Linked DNA regions of Homo sapiens: region 2 is linked to region 1. A link is an interaction called in ENCODE POLR2A ChIA-PET data of the cell type or tissue named here. Cell type or tissue: PC-3. All regions are shown on one strand.

What was found. ChIA-PET counts read pairs that join two places held together with the same protein. Peaks named below come from ENCODE experiments on the same cell type or tissue, not always from the same donor. Only the 100,000 strongest peaks of a DNase experiment are listed, where the experiment ranks them.
Region 2: POLR2A ChIA-PET joins it to region 1 with 7 read pairs; 1 of 35 experiments calls an interaction of 5 or more read pairs at or near these places.

What each region holds. Positions count from the first base shown.
Region 1 is chr17:28,108,011-28,116,010 of GRCh38, reverse strand. The region is part of intron 1 of NLK (nemo like kinase); the gene reads right to left. Among named protein-coding and RNA genes, the nearest start is that of NLK, 69 kb to the right of the region's middle. RefSeq lists an enhancer at 1,896-2,397. In PC-3, no CTCF peak of the experiment used is centred here; no DNase peak of the experiment used is centred here; H3K27ac peaks cover 1,614 bases.
Region 2 is chr17:29,409,474-29,417,473 of GRCh38, reverse strand. All of the region lies in intron 1 of TAOK1 (TAO kinase 1), which reads right to left. Among named protein-coding and RNA genes, the nearest start is that of MIR4523, 23 kb to the right of the region's middle. In PC-3, no CTCF peak of the experiment used is centred here; no DNase peak of the experiment used is centred here; H3K27ac peaks cover 1,035 bases.

The DNA of each region.
Region 1 (8,000 bases):
ACAACAATAAAAAATAGTTGAAGCAAATGAAGCAAATCTTATTAATTACTGAATCTAGGTGGTGGGTATAATGGGGTCTAATTATACAAAAGGAAAATAATGTAAGTCTGAAATTTTCAAAATAAAAATAATAAAATGAAATTTATAAAAAACTATTTATAATATTAAAAATATGTAATATCTGGGATTAAAGCTAACAGATGCTACTCAAGACTTCTATACAAGATGTTTAAAAAATATTACAGAGCAAAATTAAAGAATAAATGGAAAGATGTATCATATTCACAGATTAGAAAACTCAACATTGTAAAATTGTCAACTCCCCCCAAATTGATGGGGGGGATAGATGAAGTAGTTTTAAAGTTTTTCTATAAATTTAAGTGTGCTAAGGACAGCTAAAACACTTGAAGAAGGATAGGTCGGTTTTGAAAAATTGCTCTACTAGGTATGAAGACATAATAAAGCTACAGTAATTTACATAGTGTAATATTGGTACAAAGACAGATGAAACAGAAATATAATCAATCTAAAAAGAGACTGTCGCCTATATGAACACTTGACTTACCAAAAAGTTGGCTCTGCAGAGCAGTGGAGACAGGAAGGTTGTATCAGTTATTAAGCTATTGTCTCTCAGCTTCAAACCCATCCGCCTAAACACTGCTCTATCATGCTGGGGCTAAACTCTACAAACCACATTTTGGTTTTGCCAACTGGCTCCATGTTAGGCTCTGCCAACAGAATGTTGTAGAGAGAGACTGCAAGGGTGGTGGTGGAGGAAGAAGGGACTTGCACCTCCTATGGGCTTCCTGTCTGTTTCTTGTTTCTGTGACACCCAAGCAATACTTCTTCACTCCCAGCAGTAGTACCTTCTTATAGCAGTAGCTGAATCCAGTTTACAGTTCTGCCAAAACTTGCAGAACTAGCCTCACTGCATCTTCCATGCCAGATACCAGCACAAGTGAGCCAGTATCCTCTCCTCAGACATCATGGGGTTCTAAATTTGAATAATTCCAATCTCTTCCCTTTATTCTTCCTGCTGTGGGGTGGAAACTGCTACTTTTGTGATATCTTAGTGTTTTCTTCTTGCATTTTTAGTTATCTACTTGACAACTTTATACCTAATTAACATTTTTTCCATATTAAACTCTGTTTAAATAACTGGTGTGGTTTCTTTCTCCTGATCAAACCCTGCCAGATACAATATCTTTTCAATCTATGTTATTGGAACCATGAAATATCCACATGGAAAAACAAGATGAACCTCCAAACCTACTCCACACTATACACAAAAACAAATTCCAGGTAGGATGTAGATATAAACATGAAAAGCAAAATCACATCGCTTTTAGAAGATAACGTATAGAAGAATATGATATTAAGGCAGGGAAAGATTTCTTCAATTGAACACAAAAAGCACTAATTACACTGGAAAATATTGATATATTTGACTACCTTAAAATCAAGAACGTCTTTTCATATCTACATTAAGAGGGCAAAAATGCAAGTCACATAGGAGAAGATGCTTGCAACACTTATAAGGAACAAAGGGCTCTTATCCAGATGTATACAGAACTCCTACAAATCAATTTTTTAAAAGTCTAACAATAGCAAATGTTTTGTTGAGATGAAGTGCAATGGAAATTCTTATAGTTTAGGAGGGTAAATTGTTATAATCACTTTGGAAAACAAGTTGACATTATCTATTAAGTCAAAAATATATACACACTATGACCTGGCAATTTGACTCCTAGGTATATAACCAAAAGGAATATGCATATCTATACATTAAGACACATGCAAGCGTATTCAGAGCAGCAATATTTGTAATACCCTTAAAACTGGAAATAGCTTAAATATCCACAAACAGAATGTTCAATATATAATATACAGTATACAAATTGTAGTATATTCAAACAATGGAATACTCTCCAGCAATTAAAATGAACTACTGCTATATGCAACAACATAGATAAATCTTACAAACATAATTTTGAACAAAAGAAACCAGGCACAATAAATATACACTACAAGATACCATTTCCATAATATTAAAAAAAAAGGCAAAGTTAAACTATAATGTTTAGGGATGCACACTTAGGAGATAGAAACTGTCGGGAAAGGAAGTAGTTAGCATAAAAGTTAGGATAGTGATTATCTCAGGAGGAGAGGACAATGGTGGTAGAGTGTCAGAGGCGTTTGAATTAGAGCAACTCCATCTTGAATGGGGGTTGGGTAAAATGAGGCTGAGATCTACTGGGCTGCATTCCCAGGAAGTTAAGGCATTCTAAGTCACAGGATGAGATAGGAGGTCAGCACAAGATACAGGTCATAAAGACCGTGCTGGTAAAACAGGTTGCAGTAAAGCAGCCAGCTAAAATACACCAAAACCAAGATGGTGATGAGAGTGACCTCTGGAATTATAATGCATTAGCATGCTAAGAGACACTCCCACTAGTGCCATGACAGTTTACAAATGCCATGGCAACACCAAGAAGTTACCCTATATGGCCTAAAAAGAGGAGGCATAAATAATCCATCCTTTGTTTAGCATATAATCAAGAAATAATCATAAAAATGGGCAGCCAGCAGCCCTCAGGGCTGCTCTGCCTATGGAGTAGTCATTCTTTTATTCCTTTACTTAAGTAAACTTGCTTTCACTTTACTCTATGGACTTGCCCCAATTTTTTCTTGTGTGAGATCCAAGAACCTTCTCTTGGGGTATGGATCCAGAGGGCACAGGGGACTTCTGGGTACTGGTGATGTCCTGTATCTCACTTGAATGGTGGTCATAGAGGTGTGCACTTTGTGATACACCATTGAGTTATACATTTTATTTTGTGTATGTGTGTTACTAAATAATTAGAAAGGTTTTTTAAAAAGGCAAACTGCCCAGCTTAATTTTCTAGCACACAAAAAATTTTAGCTTAAACCTGTATAATTTTTAAAAGGATGAGTAACTTTTTAAAAGGATGAGTCTTTCCATTATTTTTCATATAGATATACATCTATACCAGCCCAAAGAACTTTGTCACTTCTCTCCCTGTGCCAAATTCATTCTGTAGAGAGGAGTATACTATAATGTCTTTTTTATGTTGTAGAATTCCAAAGGAATCTGCTTGCTTAAAAAAAAACAAACATTTCCTTCATCATTACACAAGAATACATTATTAGGAAGCATTCCACAGGAAAGCGCTGTCAGCAAATTTAGGACTACAGCCCCACCCCTAATCTAATCACAATCTCCTAACTTCTTCCGTTGTGAAGCACAATGCTGAAGCAGCTACAATATATAGATGTGCTTCAGGTTTTCAATTAGCCTGTTAAAAATAAACAAACCCAAAAATATTACAAAAACAAAACAAAACAGGAGGCAGGACTTCCAGCTGTGGCAAATTGAAGAGGTCAGCAAATCCTTTCCCCTCAAAACAACTATAAAACTAGACAAAAGTGTCAAAAACAGCCATTTTGGGACTCCAGAAAAATGGCCAAAGTCAAATGACAAATTTAAGTGTTTTTACAAAAAACTGCTGAAATTTGTGTAAGAATAGTGGGAGTCACAGCTTGGGTCAGCTTCTTACCCCACCCCTGCCACACCCTACCCAAGCACCAGTACATCTAATAGTTCCTGGGCAAGGCTGGCTACAAAACCCAGCAGCTTCGTTGTCACAGGGAGCTAACATGATTTGAAGGGGAGGGCAAAAAACCCACACCCAGTAGCAATGTGGGGTCAAAGCATTAAACTCAACTAGAAAAGAACAGAGAAAGCCTATAGCTCTGTTATTCAAAGGCTGCTGTCCTGGTTGAGAAGAAGGGCAGACTATCAGAAATCTAGAAATTTAACAAGGAGATTCTGGAAATGAGAGAGCCACAGAGGGGGCTAAACTCCCCCACACAGTCCTGGCTAACTGATGGCTGAATATATGCCCAGAGGAGACTGGAGATAGCCTGAACTCTCCATAGATCTCTTGCTGACTGAGAGGCTTCCTGCATGTGAGGAAAAACTGAGGGCTCAGCAGAAAATAAAAGCTGGGCATATTTGAAAACTACATGCTCTCCCTACACATACACACACACACACACACACACACACACACACACACACACACACACACACCACACACACACACACACACACACACACACACACACGGTATAAGCCTTATTAGCTCAAAATGCCTGAGCACAACCTTTAACCAATAGCCAACCACTCAGCTATGCAGACACAAGCAGGACTCCAAGAAAGCTAGGCTAAAAATTAAAAAAAACAAAACAAAATTGAGCAGAGACCCGAGTTGGCTACACCTCAGTGGGGAGACAGATTCTGCACATTAAGTCTGCACGTGTCATTTAAGAATAAGCAAATATACATAACAACAATAATGACAACCGTCAGAGGTGAGGAAAATCAGAACCAGAGCTGTTACACTGTATTATCTAATACGTCCAGTTTTTAGCAAAAAGATTCCACAACATGTTAAGAAACAGGAAAATGTGGCCCATACTCGGGGAAAAAAGCAGTCAATAAAAACTGTTTCTGGACAGGCATGATGGCTCATGCCTGTAATCCCAGCACTTTGGGAGGCCAAGGTGGGCAGATCTCCTGAGGTCAGCCTGGCCAACATGGTGAAACCCTGTGTCTACTAAAAAAAAAAAAAAATTAGCCAGGCATGGTGGCATGCATCTGTAATCCCAGTTACTTGGGAGGCTGAGGCAGGAGAATCACTTGAACCCGGGAGGCAGAGGTTGCAGCGAGCTGAGATTGCGCCACTGCACTCCAGCCTGGGCAATAGATCGAGACTCTGTCTCAAACGAACAAACAAACGAACAAACAGAAACTGTTTCTGAGTGGGTCCAGATGTCCTATTCAGAAAAAGACTTCCAAACTAGCTATCGTAAATATGCTCAAAGAATTAAAGGAGCGGGCGGATCACGAGGTCAGGAGATCGAGACCATCCTGGCTAAAACGGTGAAACCCCGTCTCTACTAAAAATACAAAAAATTAGCCGGGCGTAGTGGCGGGCGCCTGTAGTCCCAGCTACTTGGGAGGCTGAGGCAGGAGAATGGCGTGAACCCGGGAGGCGGAGCTTGCAGTGAGCCGAGATCCCGCCACTGCACTCCAGCCTGGGCGACAGAGCGAGACTCCGTCTCAAAAAAAAACAAAAACAAACAAACAAAAAAAAGAATTAAAGGAGACTTGTTTAACAAATTAAAGAAAAATATGGTGACAATGACTCAACAGGGAATATCAACACAGACGTAGAAACTACAAAAATAGAACAAAATCAGATTCTAGAGAAAAGTACATATTAGAAACGAAGAAAAAAGTTTGAAAAAATGAACAAAACCTCAGAGACCTATGCAGTAACACTGAGGGTACCAACATGCATGCAATGGGAATATCAGGAGGAAAGGAGCAAGAAAGAGGCAGAACAAGTATTTGAAGAAAAAGAAATAATGGTTGAAATATTTCCAAATTTGATGAAAAATAATCTACAGATCCAAAAAGTTGTAAAAAAAAAAAACCCAAAAAACCCAAGTAGGATAGACACAAAGAGATCCACGCCTAGACAATTCATAGTCAAACATCAATTCAAGTCAAAGAAAAACTCTAAAAATAGCAAGAGAAAAACAACAATATGATAAATGACTGACTTCTCATCAGAAAAAATGGAAGTCAAAGGCAGTGGAATGCCATATTTTAGTGGAGAAAGCAAAAATTCTATATCAGACTAAGAAGATCCTATCCTTCAAAAATGAAGTCCAAATGAAAATATTCCAAGATATATATATATAAGCAATAAATAATCTAAAGATGAACTTAAGAAAACAATTTCATTCACAACAGAATCATAAAGAATAAAATACTTACGGAATAAATTTTAAAAAGAAGTGTAACACATAGAATGCAAACTACAAAACATTGCTGAGATAAATTAGAGAAGATTTAAATAAGGGAACACTTCATATTTGTGGATTAGAAAACTCAATGGTGTTAAGATGACAATTCTCCTCTTAGTGACTTATAGATTCAATGTAATCCCAATCAAAATTGGAACCCTTTTACATTACTGGTAAAACTGTACAATGGCACATCTACCTTGGAAAACAGTTTGGCTGCACCTTAAAAAGTTAAACATAAACTTACCATGACCCTGCAACTCCACTTTTAGGTGTCTACACAGGGGAAATGAAAACTTATGTCCACACAAAGACATATGTAAATATTCATAGCAGCATTATTCATAATAGTCAAAAACTGGAAAGTGTCAAATCCATTACCTAGTGAATGCATAAACTATGATACATCTATACAACAGAACAAACTATTATTTATTAACATATGGATAAACCTCAAAAACATTATGCTAAGTGAAAGAAGCCAAACACAAAAGACTACATAATATATCACTTATAAGAAATTCTTGGAAAAAACAAATGTGTAGAGACAGAACATTTCAGTGATTGCCTGGGGTTGGGAGTAGGTTACTATTAATGAGCAAGTCTTTGGGGTGATGAAAATATTCTAAAATTGAGTGGTAGTGATGGTTGTATAACACCATAAATTAACTAAAAGTCACTGAATTACATACTTATGATGGGTAAATTTGATGGTATATAAATTATGCCTCAATAAAGTTGTTAGAACAAAAATCATCACCATAGAATATCAACTGTTTACAATATTGTAGGCCCTATTCTGATTTTATTCTGTACAGTTTCCTTCTATCCCCTTTGATATAGTTTTTCCATTCATCCAAATAGGTCACATATTAACCACTTATTTAAACAAACAGGAATCACCTGGAAATCTTAAAAATCTTTTTTTTTTTTTTCTTTTGTGAGACGAAGTCTCGCTGTGTTGCCCAGGCTGGAGTGCAGTGGTGCGATCTTGGCTCACTGCAAGCTCCGCCTCCCAGGTTCATGCCATTCTCCTGCCTCAGCCTCCCAAGTAGCTGGGACTACAGGCGCCCACCACCATGCCCGGCTACTTTTTTTGTATTTTTTTAGTAGAGATGGGGTTTCACCATGTTAACCAGGATTGTCTGGATCTCCTGACCTCATGATCCGCCCACCTCAGCCTCCCAAAGTGCTGGGATTACAGGCGTGAGCCACTGCGCCCGGCCTAAAATCTTAAAATGTAGATTGATTCCCTATGTCTGGGATGGGGAATAGAGATTCTCAGGTAATGCTGGAATCAAGGCTTCTAAAGATATTATATTGGTATCTTGGTTAAATATTAAATCTAGTAATTAATATAGTAAGCATGTAATTTTAATACTTCTGGCCTTCCCACCAGCCAGGGTACAACTTTCCATTTATTCAAACTAATTTCATACTTGCTATTAAAGTTTTATTATTCACATATACACAGAACATTATGTTAAAGTATTTTATGTGTGTCACTGTAAACAGGTATATATTTGTTGCTATATCATCTATTGTTAAAATACAGTAACATGCTTTACTTTTGTTAACTTAAAATTTGCAACCTAAATTCAATTATTATGCTGTTTAATTTTTCAGATTTTCTGGATATATAACAATCATTTGAATTCTGATAGTTTAATTTCCTCCTTGCATATATCTGTACCTTGTTTTTTTTAATTTTTATATAATAGCTAACATTTGATGTGAGGCCGCACTATTTTAATTATTTTTTAACAGAAGATGCCTTTACTTTTCCTTTTAGGCTAACATTAAATCTTAGTTACAAATATATATGAAAAACCCTTACATTTCCTTTATACTTTTGGATTGTCAGGAATGTATGTTAATTATTTTTTTTTAAGACAGAGTATCCCTCTGCTGCCCAGGCTGGAGCACAGTGATGTGATCTCGGCTACAACCTCTGCCTCCTGGATTCAAGTGTTTCTCCTGCCTCCTGAGTAGCTGGGACTACATGCACGCACCACCACACCTGGCTAATTTTTATATTTTTAGTAGAGATGGGGTTTCACCATGTTGGCCAGGCTGGGCTCAAACTCCTGACCTCAAGTGAA
Region 2 (8,000 bases), 1.3 Mb before region 1:
CATTTAAGAATAAACTTTTGTGGAAAGAAACAAAAAGCCATGAACGAAAAAAACGTATCTGCAAAACCTACATCTAATAAGGGCTTATCCTGAATACATAAGGAATTAAAAACTAAACAATAAGAAAACAAACAACCCAACTTAAAAATGGAGGGAAGGGGCTGGGCGCGGTGGCTCACGCCTGTAATCCCAGCACTTAGGGAGGCTGAGGCAGGTGGATCACCTGAGATCAGCAGTTTAAGACCAGGCTGGCCAACATGGCAAAACCCCTTACTAATAAAAAATACATAAATTAGCCAGGCATGGTAGCAGACGCCTGTAATCCCAGCTACTCAGGAGGCTGAGGCAGGCAGAATTGCTTGAACCCAGGAGATGGAGGTTGCAGTGAGCCGAGAAAGTGCCACTGCACTCCCGCCTGGACGACAGAGTGAGACTCCATCTCAAAACAACAACAACAAAAAAAAAAAACTGGTAAACTAAAATAAGGATAATTCATTCAATATTTACCAGACCTTTACCATATCCCTGGCACTGTCCTTGATGCTGGGTTGAGAAATAATGAAGCGGGATGGGAAAATATGATAAAAACTTGATTGTAATTGCATTTAACAAATATTGACTAAATAAACTAAAAGATATAAAAGAATAAAAGATAACCCTGCCCTGAAGATGATTACCCCTTTTAGAAAATTAATGAGTTCAAATTTTGCCTCTCTACGGTAGTATCAAACATGACACTGAATACAATTCCAAGGAGGAAAACTAAAATCTCAAGTTTTACTTAAAAATATTTTACTCAGCAAAGTTTTAAAATTAAACAAGCCTAAAAGATGGCAAATACATAGTTTCGGCTTGCAATAAGGAAAGAAGCCACTCAATGTGTTCTATTTAATTTGTTGTATTATTTAATTAATGTAATATTTAATTAAATAATGTAATATTTAATTTGTTGTATACATTTCCAATGTATAACTGCCCCTTTTCCGATGATCCAATTAATTTCTCTAAGACTTCTCTTTGAGAAGTCTTAAGACTAGCTTTTTTTCCCATTAAATCTAATGGGTACTGTGAATCTTCCAGGTGACTATTTCTCTCTATGCGTTGAAATGAAGAAGAGCAAAAAAAGTATCAGACTTCTAAATCTATCCAATAAAAATAAAAATAAATAATGTTGCAATAAAATCCCTATACATAATCTTTTTTATTTTTTGAAACGGAGTCTCACTGTGTCACTCAGACTGGAGTGCAGTGGTGCAATCTCAGCTCACTGCAACCTCTGTCTCCTGGGTTCCAGCGATTCTCCTGCTTCAGCCTCCCCAGTAGCTTGGATTACAGGTGCCCGCCACCATGCCCGGCTAATTTTTTCTATTTTTAGTAGAGATGGGGTTTCGTCATGTTGGCCAGGCTGGTCTCGAACTCCTGACCTCAGGTGATCCGCCTGCCTCAGCCTCCCCAAGTGCTAGGATTACAGGCATGAGGCACCACGCCCCAGCAAAACTGTTCTTTTTTAATGCAGAAAATTGAATAGACATCTTTCAATGCCAAGTCAAAGGGCAATATGCGAATATTTGAAGCAAGAAAAACCTCCAATCAATTTATCTGCATTACAGTTTATAACTGTACATAATGGTAGACGGGTTCTTAAACACTTGCTTTCAAAATTTAAACCAGTTTCACCATATCTTCTCTTTTTAATTACCACAGTATTTTATATTTGTACCAGTTTGGCACTTAATTATACAGAAACACCAAATACTTTACATCTTCAAAGACTTTTCTTGCTAACTGAAGCAGACCTCTTTGAGAATTAGAAGTTTATTTTATATTTTTCCATAGAAGATAAACAAATGGCTGAGTGCACGAAAAGATGCTCAACATCATTAGTCACCAGGGAAATGCAAATCAAAACTACAAAGAAGTACCATTTCACACTCAAGGATGGCTATAAAATTTTTTTAACGGGAAATAATTGTTGGAGAGGATGTGGAGAAACTGGAACCTTCATATATTTTTGGTGGTAATGTAAAATGGTTCAGCAACTATGGAAAATAGGTGGCCGTTTCCTTAAAAAGTTAAACACATAATTATCATGTGACCCAACAATTTCACTTCTAGGTATACATCCAAAAGAACTGAAAACAGTACATATTAATGTACAAATATGTTCACATTAGCACCATTCATAGTAGCCAAAAAGTATAAAACAGCTGGGCGCGGTGGCTCACCGCCTGTAATCCCAGCACTCTGGAGCCTGAGGCAGGTGGATCGCTTGAGCTCAGGAGTTCAGACCAGCCCAGGGAACATGACGAAACCCCGTCTCTACTAAAAATATCAAAATTATCTTGGTGTGGTAGCACGCACCTGTAATCCCAGCTATTTGGGAGGCTGAGGCAGGAGAATCGCTTGAACCTGGGAGGCGGAGGTTGCAGTGAGCCTAGGTCAAGATTGCGCCACTGCACTCCAACCTGGGCAACAGAGCGAAATTCCGTTCCTCCACCCCCGAGCAAAAAAAAGGTATAAAATGGCTCACATGTCCATCGACAAATCAATGGGAAAACAAACTCTGGTACATAAATATAATGGAATATTATTCAGCCATAAACAAAAATAAAGTAGGCAGGGTGCGGTGGCTCACGCCTGTAATCCTAGCACTTTGGGAGGCCAAGGCGGGCGGATCACTTGAGGTCAGAAGTTCAAAACTAGCTTGGCCGTCATGGTGAAACCCCGTCTCTATTAAAAATACAAAAATAATAGCTGGGCATGGTGGTGCGTGCTTGTAGTCCCAACTACTTAGGAGGCTGAGGCAGGAGAATCGCTTGAACCCGGGAGGCGGAGGTTGCAATGAGCCGAGATTGTGCCACCACACTCCAGCCTCGGTGACAGAGTGAGACTCCATCTCAAATAAATAAATAAATAAAGTATTGGGCTGGACACAGTGGTTCACGCCTGTAATCCCAGCACTTTGGGAGGCCAAGGCGGGTGGATCACTTGAGGTCAGGAGTTCAAGACCAGCCCGGCCAACATGGTGAAACCCCATTTCTACTAAAAATACAAAAATTAGCCAGGCACAGTGGCGTGTGCCTGTAATCCCAGCTACTCAGGAGGCTGAGGCAGGAGAATCATTTGAACCCAGGAGGTGGAGGTTGCAGTGAGCTGGGATCATGCCACTTGCACTCCAGCCTAGGCGACCGAGCAAGACTCCGTATCAAATAATAATGTGAAGTACTGATACATGCTCCACCATGGATGAAGCTCCAAAAACACTATGCTAAGTAAAAGAAGCTAGAAACAGGCTGGGCGTGGTGGCTCACGCCTGTAATCCCAGCACTTTGGGAGGCTGAGGCAGGCGGATCACGAGGTCAGGAGATTCAGACCATCCTGGCTAACACAGTGAAACCCCGTCTCTACTAAAAATACAAAAAAATTAGCTGGGCTTTGTGGCAGGCGCCTATAGTCCCAGCTACTAGGGAGGCTGAGGCAGGAGAATGGCGTGAACCCCGGAGGCAGAGTTTGCAGTGAGCCAAGATCATGCCACTGCACTCCAGCCTGGGCGATAGAGCAACTCCATCTCAAAAAAAAAAAAAAAAAAAAAGAAGCCAGAAACAAAAGGTCAAATATTGTACGATTCCTTTTTTATGAAGTATCCAGAATAGGCAAATCCAAATCCATAGACACAGAACAAAGACTGGTGATTATCAGAGACGGAAGAGAGGAAAATAGCGAGCAACTGCTATAATAAATGGGTGCAGGGTTTGCTTGAGGGTTAAGGAAAATGCTTTGGAACATACATACAGTAGCTATACAACACTGTGAATGTACTAAATGCCACTGAACTGTTTACTTTAAAATGGTTATTTTTGTTGTTGTTTTTGTTTTTTGAGACAGGGTCTCACTCTGTCACCCAGGCTGGAGTGCAGTGGCGTGATCTCCACTCACTACAACCTCCGCCTCCTGGACTCAAGTGATCCTCCCACCTCTGCTTCCCAAGCAGCTGGGACTACAGACACATGCCACCATGCCCAGCTAATTTTTGTACTTTTTGTAGAGACAGGATTTTGTCATGTTGCCCAAGCTGGTCTGAACTCCTGAGCTCAAACAATCCACCGGTCTCAGCCTCCCAAAGTGCTGGGCTTACAGGCATGAGCCACCATACCCGGCCTAAAATGATTAATTTTATGTTATGTGCATTTCACCTCAATTCTTTTAAGTTTAGCTATTTGGGATGGAAATATTTCCTAACTGTATTTAGACACTTCCATGGAGTCTTATTTCCCTTTTTATAAGGCAGACCACATTGAACCTAATTAATATTTCCTGTTGACTCAGGATCACCACTATGTATAACAATGACTATGAGTAAGCCATTCCTCTTGTGTCTTAATTCTGAGTCTCAGTTGTCTCATCCGTAAAATGACATTTTTTGCTAGACCACAGGATCTTAATGTTTTTAGCCACAGATACTTTTGAAGACCCAATTAAGATATGAATTCTTACCCTAGAAAAATGCACATGTGCATATTCATACCAAATTTGTACACAACCTCAGAAAGTTCAAAGACCTACTGTGCAATTCCCGTGCAAGACTCACACAAGCAATTCCCATGGGTTCAGCATTTCTGATTCTACTACGGTCTAATACAGTGGAATAGCATCAACATTTATATGGGTTCATGAAGCTATGCTGTGCTTTTTACTTTCGTTGTATAAATAGTTGCCCTAGTTCACTGCCAAATTCTCTATTATAACTGCTAGCTGCTATCCAACACTTAAAGAACTTAAACTTTAAAAATTCAATTAGATTCTATTCAACAATTAGTACTGTATGTCCTATGCTAGGCATTAAATGGGAGGGACACAAAATAACCATAGTCCTAGTAAAAGCTAAGACAATTAAGTACTTACAAAAAAAGGAAAATATCTCATTAAGTACTAAACTGGGACACTGATAAATGAGCCAAAAAGAACTTAGAGAAGAACAAGGACAGTATAAGCTGAAGCAGTTGGGGACAACTTCATGGAAGAGGACTTGAATGGACAGAGAAAAAGAAGAGATGAGACCAAAAGGGCACTAAAAGAGACATCATAAACATAGGCAAAGTGTGCTGGGCAGTAATCAGAAATAGGCTGTATCGGCTGGGCATGGGGGCTCACACCTGTAATCCCACCACTTTGGCAGGCCAAGGCAGGCGGATCACTTGAGGTCAGGAGTTCGAGACCAACCTGGTCAACATGGTGAAACCCCGTCTTTACTAAAAATACAAAAATTAGCCAGGCATGGTGGCGCATGCCTGTAGTCCCAGCTACTCGGGAGGCCGAGGCAGGAGAATCGCTTGAACCTGGGAGATGGAGGTTGCAGTGAGCTGAGATTGCACAACAGCACTCCAGCCTGGGTGACAGAGTGAGATCCTGTTTCAAAAAAAGAAAGAGAGAGAGAAAGAGAGAGAGAGAGGAAGGAAGGAAGGAAAGAAGGAAGGAAGGAAGGAAAAGCAAGCTGCATAGATATGGAGGGGTCAATCAAAGATAATCTTAAAAAACAATAAAAACAATTACATGCAAAAATTATTTATGGTAAAGAGTCAGAACAGATATGGAGGATTGGTTATTAAGGGAGAAGGGACACGAGGGAGCCTTCAAGAATGCTGGAAACTTTCCATAACTTAATCTTAGTAGATACATTGGTTAAAAAAAAAATTCACTTAAGCACTTTATTGTTTGTACATCACAACTGAAAAAAATACACACAAATGGTTGCCAGATTATGATATAGAAAGTACTTCTGTAGGCCAGGCACAGTGGCTCTCGCCTGTAATCCCAGCACTTTGGGTGGCAGAGGCAGGTGGATTACTTGAGGTCAGGAGTTTGAGACCAGCTTGACCAACACGGTGAAACACCATCGCTACCACAAAAAAAAAAAATTAGCCAGGCATGGCGGTGTGTGCCTGTAGTTCCAGCTACTTGGGAGGCTGAGGCAGGAGAATTGCTTGAACGTGGGAGGCAGAGGTTGCAGTAAGCTGAGATCCTACCATTGCACTCCAGCCTGGACAACAGAGTGAGATTCTGTCTCAAAAAAACAGTAAAAAGAAGGCCGGGCGCGGTGGCTCACGCCTGTAATCCCAGCACTTTGGGAGGCCGAGGCGGGCGGATCACGAAGTCAGGAGATCGAGACCATCCCGGCTAAAACGGTGAAACCCCGTCTCTACTAAAAATACAAAAAATTAGCCGGGCGTAGTGGCGGGCGCCTGTAGTCCCAGCTACTTGGGAGGCTGAGGCAGGAGAATGGCGTGAACCCGGAAGGCGGAGCTTGCAGTGAGCCGAGATCCCGCCACTGCACTCCAGCCTGGGCGACAGAGCGAGACTCCGTCTCAAAAAAAAAAAAAAAAAAAAACAGTAAAAAGAAAGTACTTCTGTAGGTTTGTAGAAGTAAAAAATCAGATATTACATAAGGAGATAAGTCTTATACCAATATGTAAGGGGAACTGAAATGGGAGAGAAAAAGACAGCCTTTTAAGTAAAGTAGAATTAAGATAATAGTACTAGCTGGCCGAGTGCAGTGGCTCACACCTGTAATCACAGCACTTGGGGAGGCCAAGGCGGGTGGATCACCTGAGGTCAGGAGTTCAAGACCAGTCTGGCCAACATGGTGAAACCCCGTCTCTACTAAAAAAAATACGTTAGCCAGGCGTGGTGGTGGGCGCCTGTAATTCTAGCTACTTGGGAAGCTGAGGCAGGAGAATCGCTTGAACCCAGGAGGCAGAGGTTGCAGCAGTGAGCCGAGATCACGCCACTGCACTCCAGCCTGGGCGACAGAGCAAGACTCCATCTCAAACAAAAAAAAAAACCAAAAAAAAAAAAAACAAAAAACCCTAGCTAACACATATGTAACACAATATGCCAGGTACTATTCTAAGATCTATACATATAGGCCAGTTGTGGTGGCTCGCGCCTGTTATCCCAGCACTTTGGGAGGCCGAGGCGGGCGGATCACCTGAGGTCAGGGGTTCAAGACCAGCCTGGCTAACATAGTGAAACCCCGTTTCTGCTAAAAATACAAAAAAATTAGCCAGGCGTGGTGGTGCATGCCTGTAATCCCAGCTACTCGGGAGTGTGAGGAAGGAGAATCGCTTGAACCTGGGAGGCAGAGGTTGTGGTGAGCCAAGATCATGCCATTGTGCTCCAGCTTAGGCAACAAGAGCGAAACTCCGTCTCAAAAAACAAAAACAAAACTAAGAGCTATACATGTAACAATGCATCTAATCCTTTTAACACTATGTGGAAAGTATTATTATTCCCATTTTACAGACAATGAACTGAGGCCCAGAGATTAAGTGCTTTGCCCGCTCACACAGCAATGAGAACATCCATGACGATAAACTTTTTCACCACTTTACACCACATACATATCCGTGAATACATAACAGAACAAAAACAAACTAAAAATAGCAACAATAATAAGACTAGAACAAAACAGGGACTAAAATGATACTTTTACAGATAGAGTGCTTCCAACAGCAATAGCCCTTTTCCCCATCCTATAAATTCAATGTCAGCATCCCCACCTGACTTTAAACCTCACTGAGCAAATATATCATCTGCACAATCATCCTTACATCCCCTACTCCTAAAATAAGGCTACACACACACATACACCCTCTCACAAGAATGTTACAGATACTTGGAAAAGAGAACAAAGAATGAAACACATTTCAAAAGAAGAAATCCCACGACTTCATAACCTATTGTGTGAATATAGGTGAGAAAAGAGATTAAACAAATCAAAAATAATCCCAAAGTTTCTAATTTAGAAGACTTAGGGTTAGTAGAAATAAAAATACACGTCCATAGGCTGGGTGCGGTGGCTCACGCCTGTAATCCCAGCACTTTGGGAGGCTGAGGCGGGGGGATCACAAGGTCAGGAAATCGAGACCATCCTGACTAACATGGTGAAACCCCATCTCTACTAAAAATACAAAAAATTAGCCAGATATGGTGCGGACGCCTGT